Regions from separate parts of the Homo sapiens genome. Here regions 1 and 2 are each linked to region 3. A link is a contact called in ENCODE Hi-C or POLR2A ChIA-PET data. All regions are on one chromosome and are shown on one strand. The core of a region is the stretch at or near the end of the contact, and the rest is flanking DNA. Distances in the headings are between cores, read along the strand shown. Region 1 has its middle 37 kb from the start of LINC03050. Region 2 has its middle 49 kb from the start of LINC03050. Region 3 has its middle 3.0 kb from the start of LINC03050.

Region 1 (2,957 bases), core at 227-2,726, 34 kb after region 3:
TATTTTGGTGCATTGAAACATTATCTTTTATGATCATAGGTGTTGCTTCATTATTTAAAGCATACTTGTTATTGCAGGAAAGACAAGCTTGCATTTGATTTATAATGGAACCATTGTGCTTTGAGTTAAATGAAAGTTCAAAGGAAAATGAATTCTAAATAAGAATAATTGAAGAGATTCAAGGTTCATTTGAGTTTATATTCATCAAGGCAATTGTCTCCGAAATCCTCTTATTTAAAGCAACAGGACAGATCGTAACTTACAAACTTCGCCTTTATGACATCACTTCATTCTATATATCATAATCAGAAATGTTAAGCCTCAGCAGTAATTTATACAAAATGTATTGTTACAGAGTTATAAATGTCATTAAGTGGTAGACTTATGCCTCAGTGTCATGCAAGTTGAATCTTGGATTTAAAAAAATTACCCATAATGCAAGTATTCTATAAAAATATTCTTAGTACTCTCTCCTCCACTGCAGCCTCATATTAAAAGTTCAGTTCCATTTTCCACCTGTACTCTGCTCTGGGAAGTGCAACCTTTATTTCTCCTTCATGTTTTTAAAGTCACCTTCTTAATTCTGGTAGAACATAACTCAAACAACTGAAAATGTTAGGAATGGATTTACAGTCCCTCTGGCTACTCTCTATCTGGGATGGAAAAGAAAGTGAAGCTGGAGATAACTTTTCCTGCCATCAAGGGACATCTATAGAGGAGAGGCAATTAATTGTAATGTGCCAACTAGTTTTGATTATTCAGGGACTTGTGATGGAATTTGTGGATTATTCAGGTCCCTGGTTTTCTGTTTTGGCTAATTTCACTGCTCAGTGGCACCTCCAGAGGTCAGGGACAGCTATTCTCCTATGGAGTGTCCCCAGAGAGACAGTGGCAAAGGAACCACCCCCTTTTGAGCAACTACTCTGTGTCAGACACAGGGAGGATTTTTTTTTAACATTTGTAGTCTTTCATTAATTTCACAACAAACCTCCATTCTATTTTACAGACAGTAAAAACTCAGTGTAATTCATTCATTTCTCAAATCTCTATCAAGTGTATTCTGTGTGCTAGTCCCTGGGATAAAACAGTGAATGAAAGAGATGGGTCCCGGCTTTCTCTGAGCTTAGGATGCAGGAAGGAAAAAAAATAAAGTAGACAAATCATCAAATATATAAAATATAAAATTACAAACAGTGATATATGTAATGAATGAAAATTTTAAGGGATCACAAAATTTGTAAACAGGGGATCTGATCCAGTTGTGGAGTCAGAGATGGCGTCCCTGAGGGCATAAGCCTCTGCACTGGTGATTGAAGAATGGAATAGAAGCTGTCAAAGCTTGCACGGCGAGCCCACAGCAGAGCTGGGATTCAAACTCAGGTCTGCCTGACACCAGACTCTCTCTGTATTGCACTACTACAGACAGTTGAAACTATGCCCTGACAGGGAGACCTTTGACTCCCAGCCCCTAGCCCTGCTCCACCAGCTGCCCCAGAGATGCCGTGTCCGTGGGAGTTGGTGATGGTGGATTGGAAGCTGAAGAGCTCCTGTGGTTTCTCAGCAAGTTTAACTGGCAATATGAAGGAGCCCTCACTCTCTGTGCATTCTTTCCATTTTCTTCATGGTTCTGTCTAGATTGGATTTCGGCACTGGCAGGAGGGGTGTCCTTCTGGCATGACTCCTGATGGGGTTGTGTGGCTAATTTCAAACATTGGGAGGGGCTTGATTAATGACCAGCCCAAACCAGAGTTCAGAAACATTGCCTGGAGCCTCTGTAAAACTCCCCAGATCCTGCCTCCTTGTCTACCTCCCTTTACTCAACCCTGCCTCCCCTGATCTAAAGCCATCTTAGAGATTGGCTACCTGCCTGAAAAACTCCCTGACCTGCTGAGGAACTGCAGCAGGGAGTCCTGTTAGCAGCTGTGGGAGGGTTGGAGTCTGACCAGAACATTCCTCGCTCATGTTTCCACCCACTCCGTGTCTGCAGGGTGAAATGCCCCATTGGATGCGGTGGCCACCCCAGAGCTGCACCTTCTAGCTGGATACAGGGATAGGAGTGGTTGGGATTGAAGGTGAGAAGTCTGGGAAATGAACCATTTTCTTAGGTCTTCTGCTGATTTCCACCCCTCTGACTAATTATATAGCAGGGGCAGTGATTTACCAAAAGGAGGCATTGTATGACTTTTTAAGGACATCTTTCCAAAAAAACAAGCAAAAATTCTCCCCCAAGCAAAACCAACCGCCCCCCCCCAAAAAAACCTAAAAGCCAAAAAACTCAAACATCCAGGGAAAAGACCTTCTCTTTAAGCCTAAATTTCCACCATTTGTGACTTACCTTTTTTTTTTTTTTTTTTTTGAGACGCAGTCTTGCTCTGTCGCCAGGCTGGAGTGCAGTGGCGCGATCTCGGCTCACTGCAACCTCCACCTCCCGGATTCAAGCGATTATCCTGCCTCAGCCTCCTGAGTAGCTGGGACTACAGGCACGCGGCACCACGCCCAGCTACTTTTTGTATTTTTAGTAGAGACGGGGTTTCACCATGTTGGCCAGGATGGTCTCGATCTCTTGACCTCGTGATCCACCCGCCTCGGCCTCCCAAAGTGCTGGGATTACAGGCGTGAGCCACCGCGCCCAGCCTGTGACTTACTTTTTTGAGTTACACAACATTACTTTCTTGCTTCAATGTTTTTGTGCAAATGCACGCCGTCTGGGGAGAAGCAAATTTCTTGAAATTGAAACCACCGAAATGTGAATGAATTTATCATATCCCTTGTTTGTATCTGGTGAACGGGTAGCTAGAGGGCCTGAGGTATCTTGGGGAACAGGTCGTTGAAGTGGGTACAGGACGGGGCAGTCACTTTAATCGCTGGTCCGAGCTCCCCAGCCTCCCTTTTGCAAAAAGCAAAAATACGTTATCGTCACTAGGGGGCGGAAGTAGGCCAGCAATCGGTCTCTAGTA
Region 2 (2,777 bases), core at 55-2,554, 52 kb before region 3:
TTCTAAAAATACAAAAATTAGCTGGGCATGGTGGCGGATGCCTGTAATCCCAGCTGCTAGGGAGGCTGAGGCAGGAGAATTGCTTGAACCCAGGAGGCAGATGTTGCAGTTAGCCAAGATTGCACCACTGAACTCCAGCTCCGGCAGCAGAGTGAGACTCTGTCTCAAAAAAAAAAAAAATCAGTTTTGTGTTCCATTAAAATACATTAAGTCGGGTGTGGTAGCATGTGTCTGTAATCCCAGCACTTTAGGAGGCTGAGGCAGGAGGATCCCTTGAGGCCAGGAGTTGGAGACCAGCCTGGACAACATAGCGAGACCCTGTCTCAAAAAAAAAAAAAAAATAGGACAGCAACTGAGACTTAATAAAAATGTCTTCCATGTATTTTTTCTAAAACCAGTTAATTTATATTTGTGGAATAATTTTGTGCTCACTAAACATGTACATACAACGCTATTATGGACTTCAATGAACAGAAAGCTTTTTCCATTGTTTCCAGATCACTCTTTCTCTCTCTTTTTTTTTTTTTTTTTTTTGAGACGGAGTCTGGCTCTGTAACCCAGGCTGGAGTGCAGTGGCGCCATCTCGGCTCACTGCAAGCTCCGCCTCCCGGGTTCACGCCATTCTCCTGCCTCAGCCTCCAGAGTAGCTGGGACTACAGGCTCCTGCCACCACGCCTGGCTAATTATTTTTGTATTTTTAGTAGAGACGGGGTTTCACTGTGTTAGCCAGGATGGTCTTAATCTCCTGACCTCATGATCTGCCCACCTCGGCCTCCCAAAGTGCTGGGATTACAGGTATGAGCCACCGCGCCCAGCCTCTCTCTTTTTTTTAAAGAACAGGTGTTCGCCAGGCACGGTGGCTCACGCCTGTAATCCCAGGACTTTGGGAGGCCAAGGCGGGCGGATCACGAGGTCAGGAGTTCGAAACCAGCCTGGCCAACATGGTGAAACCCCGTCTCTACTAAAAAAATGAAAATTAGCCGGGCGTGGTGGCATGTGTCTGTAATCCCAGCTACTCAGGAGGCTGAGGCAGGAGAATCACTTGAACCCGGGAGGCAGAGGTTGCAGTGAGCCAAGATCGCGCCACTGCACTCCAGCCTGGGCGACAGAGCGAGACTCTGTCTCAAAACAACAACAAAAAACAAACAAACAACAACAACAACAACAACAAAAACAGGTGTTCACCTCTTATTCCCTTGAAATAAGTTGTTGAAAAATCCTGTTGTTCTACACAGCCCTGCTCACCAAACAGTGTGAGAGCTGTGGGCTTGGTTTACCGCCCGCAGGTTCTGATCCCACGTCTTCTTTGCCCTGGTTGGAGAAGGGATGTGAGGAGCGGAGAAGCCGTGGCCCAAACAGGACCTGCTGGCTCCCTCTTGTGGAGAATAGGGAGAAAACATGCGGGAAGAAAAGGGGCTCTGTATATCGGCGAATACTATTTTACTGAAACAACCCCGGGAAATGTGATCTGAAAAATATGGTCTGAGACAGAGTTGTATTTTGCTGTGTATTGCAAAAGGGATTGGAAGTCACTGGGTGGGGGAGTATAAATTGAATAACTAGAATACGCAGAAGATTAAAAAAATTTTAGCCCATCATTTTGTTGTTGGCCCAGAGTAAACCTCTCTCCCAGGGCAATTCATAAGGAACAAACTGGCTTGGGGATCTCTTTTCCCCCCTCTTTCCCTTCTCGTGGTGGGAGGAGGAACAGAATTACCCAAAGGGGTGCCGCGGCTGAGGTGTATGTTCCTGGCAGGGATAAGGCACGGGCGCCTTGGCTCACCCAACAGTCCGGGCAGGCCTCCAGGGTCCTGCGTGTGGACACCAAATACCAAAAACCAACTGAATTGTATGCTTTAAAGTGATGGATTTTATGGTATGCAAATTACATCTCAATTTTAGAAAGGAAATATTTTATTGAGCCAGTTGTTAACTTGATTTAAAAATTGTATTCAGACACATGGTACAACACGTGGGCCTCATTTGTACTCTTGCCCCTGGGGTCCTGCAAATGTCACCAAGGAGTCTGCACATCGAGGTGTGAAATGGCAGTGGGTGCTTTGTCAACTCAGATTTTCAAGGAACCTGGAGCTTAGCAGTTGAGGTGGAGAGTGGTAGGAAATAAGGCTGGATCATAGACAAGGCCAGGTCCTGGAGGGCTTATGAACTGTGAGATGAACTCAGCCTTTATTGGAGGTGAGTGGGATGGACAGGTCTTAGTTGTAGGTTGGCAGTGAGGAATCTTTTTTTTTTTTGAGATGCAGTCTCACTCTGTCACCCAGGCTGGAGTGCAGTGGTGTGATTTTGGCTCACTGCAACTTCTGCCTCCCGGGTTCAAGTGATTCTTCTGCCTCACCCTCCTGAGTAGCTGGGACTACAGGTGCATGCCACCACAGCTGGCTAATTTTTGTAATTTTAGTAGAGTCGGGGTTTCACCATATTAAGCCAGGCTGGTCTTGAACTCCTGACCTCGTGATCTGCCCGCCTCGGCCTCCCAAAGTGCTGGGATTACAGATGTAAGCCACCACGCCTGGCTGATTTTGCATTTTCAAATAAACAGCCATACCTTTTTACTTTCCACTCTAGCAGCTGGTGGGGAGGACAGATCTGAGAGGGACCGTTCTGGAGTCATCGAGGGCAGTCGGCTGTTGCATTCATCTAGGAGAGAGGTGTGCCAGGCCTGAACCCTAAGGCAGTGACAGTAGAAATAAGGCAGAGGAGAGGGCAGGTCATGGAAATGCTTAGCCATAAACTCAGAGGCATGGGGATAGTGGTGG
Region 3 (3,062 bases), core at 444-2,943:
CTCAATGAGCTTTGTGCTTTCTCCTTGTGCCAAGATAGCAGCCAGATTTCTGACATCAAAATAGATATGACCTTGTCCAGCAGAAGAAAATTCTCCCTGTGTGTTGCTTTTTATTATTATGGAAAGATTTCTCAGAAACCCCTTCATTGACCTTCTGTCACATCTCATTGGCCAGCACTGGATCACAATCGCTTCCTAAATCAGTCAGTAGGGAGGTGAATGGGCTCACACTGACTACTTAGAGCTATAGATGAATCAACTCCTGGGTCAAGTGGGCAAGAGGTGGATCCCTGACCAAAATCTCACACACATGTACATACGTGCATGCCTATCCAATAATAGCCAACTGCTGAAGTGTGTGTACTCCACAGGCAGATGCTGATGCCAAGTTTGGGGTGCAAAATGTTATTAGGGTTCAATTCCTTTGAAGGGAAGGGAGAGAAAGCGGGGTTGGGTAGTGGAAGGAGTTGAACTGCAAGGTAGGCCTGAAAAAGTCTGGGCCATTTCTTGGCTTTGGAGGGTTCCGGGGCAAGTATTGCCTGCTTGTATCCTGCATTGGGTCGAAATGACCAGGACTTTATACCTAGGAGATGACTCATCAGATGTGGGCTGCTGGGAGAGGCAGCTCTCTGCAGCTGAGGCAGATTTGGAAGGCTACATTCCCCATAGCTGGGCAGAAGGTCCTGCCCTGCTGGGGGATCAGGGTGGTATACCCCCATGTATGTCATGCCAACCGTGTCTGTCACAGCCCAGTGTGCATAACTACATGAGTGTGAAAAATATATAACTGCATTTATTTAAAAGGATTTTATAGTCTCTTCTGGCCACTAGTCCAAACTCTCTCTTTCTCTATTCCCAGCCTCAATTTTTCCAGAGCAGCAGGGTTTTACTATATTATGTTTATGTATGGATTGTAGGTGGTTAGAGCTCAATCAGCTCTTGAAACTCACCTGTTCAATACGAGCATTAGTTAAGGAAGCCAGGGTCCATATGAGTTCTGGACCTCAACTTGAAATCTTTCATGTAGTAGGCATTCAATGAATACTTGTTAAATTGAATTAATCAAGGACACAGACTCAGGATTAGAACCTTGCTCTCCCAGCTTCTAGTCCAGTGTTCTGTGAACCTTGCTGTCTCTCTCTCTCTCTCTCTCTCTCTGTGTGTGTGTGTGTGTGTGTGTGTGAGAGAGAGAGAGAGAGAGAGAGAGAGAGAGAGAGGGACAGACAGACAAAGACAGAGAGTAAACTTTGGAATATCAAATAATTCTAGTAGTTTTGGTCCAGTGGTCTGGGATTTTACATTATCATGCATACTAGTAGGAAAACTCAGACAAATCAGAATTATTTCACTGGATAAACTAGAGGCAGATGTATCTGGCATTCACAATGGTTTTATTTTATGGGCTACATTGAGGGAACCACCTCAAACTTGGGTGGGGCAGTAGCTACTCAGCCCAGCCAAATATTGCCATGGGGCAATGCAGGCCCAAGATAGCCTGTATCCTCTGCTTCCTCAAGAGAAGCTGGAAATCTGAATTTTTAGGTGATATCTACAAAATTTTTAATGTTGTCTCAAAAATTTAAAATTGTCACGTTGGCCAACTCAAACATGCTAGTTTGAAAACTCTAATCCAGTGGCTCTCAACCAGGGGCAGTTTTGTTCCCCCGGAGACATTTGGTAATGTCTGGAGATATTTTTGGCTGTCACCAGGGGAGCCGGAATGCTACTGGCATCTAGAGGCCAGGGATGCTGGTAAACTCCCTACAATGCACGGGGCATTCCTCAACCAAAATGTCAATTGTGATGAGGCTGAGAAACCTTACTTTAGTCATATGTTAAAGTCAAAAACAGAAACTGCCTCTTTTTCACTGGGACCTCCTCTGTGAAAAGTGGCAGTTGGGGCCTGCCCCAAAACAGGAAAACTCAATTTCAGAGCTTCAAAAATCAACACTTTTAAAAATGGTTGCTGAGTTACAAATGGCCAAAAAGCATATGAAAAGATGCTCAACATCACTAACTACCAGAGAAATGCAAATCAAGACCACAACTGAGGCATTACCCAACCATTACAGTGGCTACTATAAACAACAACAATAACAGACAGTAAGTGTTGAAAGGGATGTGGAGAAGTTGGAACCCTGGGAATTGTTGGAGGATGTAGAATGGTGCCACTGCTATGGGAAACAGTATCATTGTTCCTCAAAAAAATTGAAACTAGGACTACCTTATGATCCAGAATCTCACTTCTGGGCCTATATCCAAAAGAATTAAAAGCAGGGTCTTGAAAAGGTATTTGCACACTCATGTTCATAGCAGGGTTATTTGCAAGAGCCAAGAGGTAGAAGCAACCTACATATTCATCAGTGGATGAATGGATAAACAAAATGTGGCATTTACATACAATGGAATATTATTCAGCCTTAAAAGGGAGAGGAATTCTGACACTTGGTGCAGCGTGGATGAACCTTGAAGACATTATGCTCTGTGAAACAAGCCAGACACAAAAGGAAAAACATTGTATAATTCTACTCACATGAGATATCTAAATTAGTCAAATCGTAGATAATAGGAAGTAGAAGGGTGGTTGCCAAGAGCTGGGGGAAGGGGCAAAAGAGAGTTATTTATAGTTATAGAGTTTCAGTTCTGCAAGATGAGAAAGTTCTGGAGATGTATCTCACAGCAATGTGAATATATTTAGTACTACTGAACTGTACACTTAAAAATGGTTAAGATGGTACACTTTATGTTATGTGGTTTTATTTTTACCACAATTAAAAAAATAGGTTACTGAGCTGAAAAATAGTTCACCAACAAATTCTAATCTCATTGTATGAGTTATGCCAAGGTATTTTGAAAAACAAACACAAAAACAGAAAGTGTCATTTGTAGAGAACCAAATCACAGTTTTCCGTGCATTTGAGGAGAGAAATAGCTAAACCACCAGAACTGTGACTGAGTGATAGGTGACTAAAATGATAAGCATTGCATCAGGGCTTCAATCCTCCTACACCCCTAGGGCTCAGTGTCCTTATGTGATCAGATCACTAAGGACTCACCAAGGT

The links. Hi-C counts contacts between places; a loop is a spot of excess contacts on that map. ChIA-PET counts read pairs that join two places held with the same protein, here RNA polymerase II (POLR2A). Pooled maps may share reads with other maps.
Region 1: a pooled map shows a loop between it and region 3 (2.7-fold over the local background). The contact joins two enhancer-like sites. A Hi-C loop is called at or near these places in 1 of 37 single-sample maps with no recorded cell type and 2 of 50 pooled maps. POLR2A ChIA-PET finds 5 or more read pairs at or near these places in 4 of 52 experiments (MCF 10A, OCI-LY7, PC-3 and 1 more).
Region 2: a pooled map shows a loop between it and region 3 (6-fold over the local background). The contact joins two enhancer-like sites. A Hi-C loop is called at or near these places in 1 of 168 maps with a recorded cell type or tissue (endothelial cell of hepatic sinusoid), 3 of 37 single-sample maps with no recorded cell type and 4 of 50 pooled maps. POLR2A ChIA-PET finds 5 or more read pairs at or near these places in 2 of 52 experiments (GM12878 and OCI-LY7).

What each region holds. Positions count from the first base shown.
Region 1 is chr2:65,637,780-65,640,736 of GRCh38, forward strand. No RefSeq gene overlaps it. Among named protein-coding and RNA genes, the nearest start is that of LINC03050, 37 kb to the left of the region's middle. Within about 2 kb of position 1,477, at least 2 of the 41 ENCODE cell types and tissues checked have a DNase peak (open chromatin) inside an H3K27ac peak, as active enhancers do.
Region 2 is chr2:65,552,067-65,554,843 of GRCh38, forward strand. No RefSeq gene overlaps it. Among named protein-coding and RNA genes, the nearest start is that of LINC03050, 49 kb to the right of the region's middle. Within about 2 kb of position 1,305, at least 3 of the 41 ENCODE cell types and tissues checked have a DNase peak (open chromatin) inside an H3K27ac peak, as active enhancers do.
Region 3 is chr2:65,603,823-65,606,884 of GRCh38, forward strand. No RefSeq gene overlaps it. Among named protein-coding and RNA genes, the nearest start is that of LINC03050, 3.0 kb to the left of the region's middle. RefSeq lists an enhancer at 2,405-2,884. Within about 2 kb of position 1,694, at least 4 of the 41 ENCODE cell types and tissues checked have a DNase peak (open chromatin) inside an H3K27ac peak, as active enhancers do.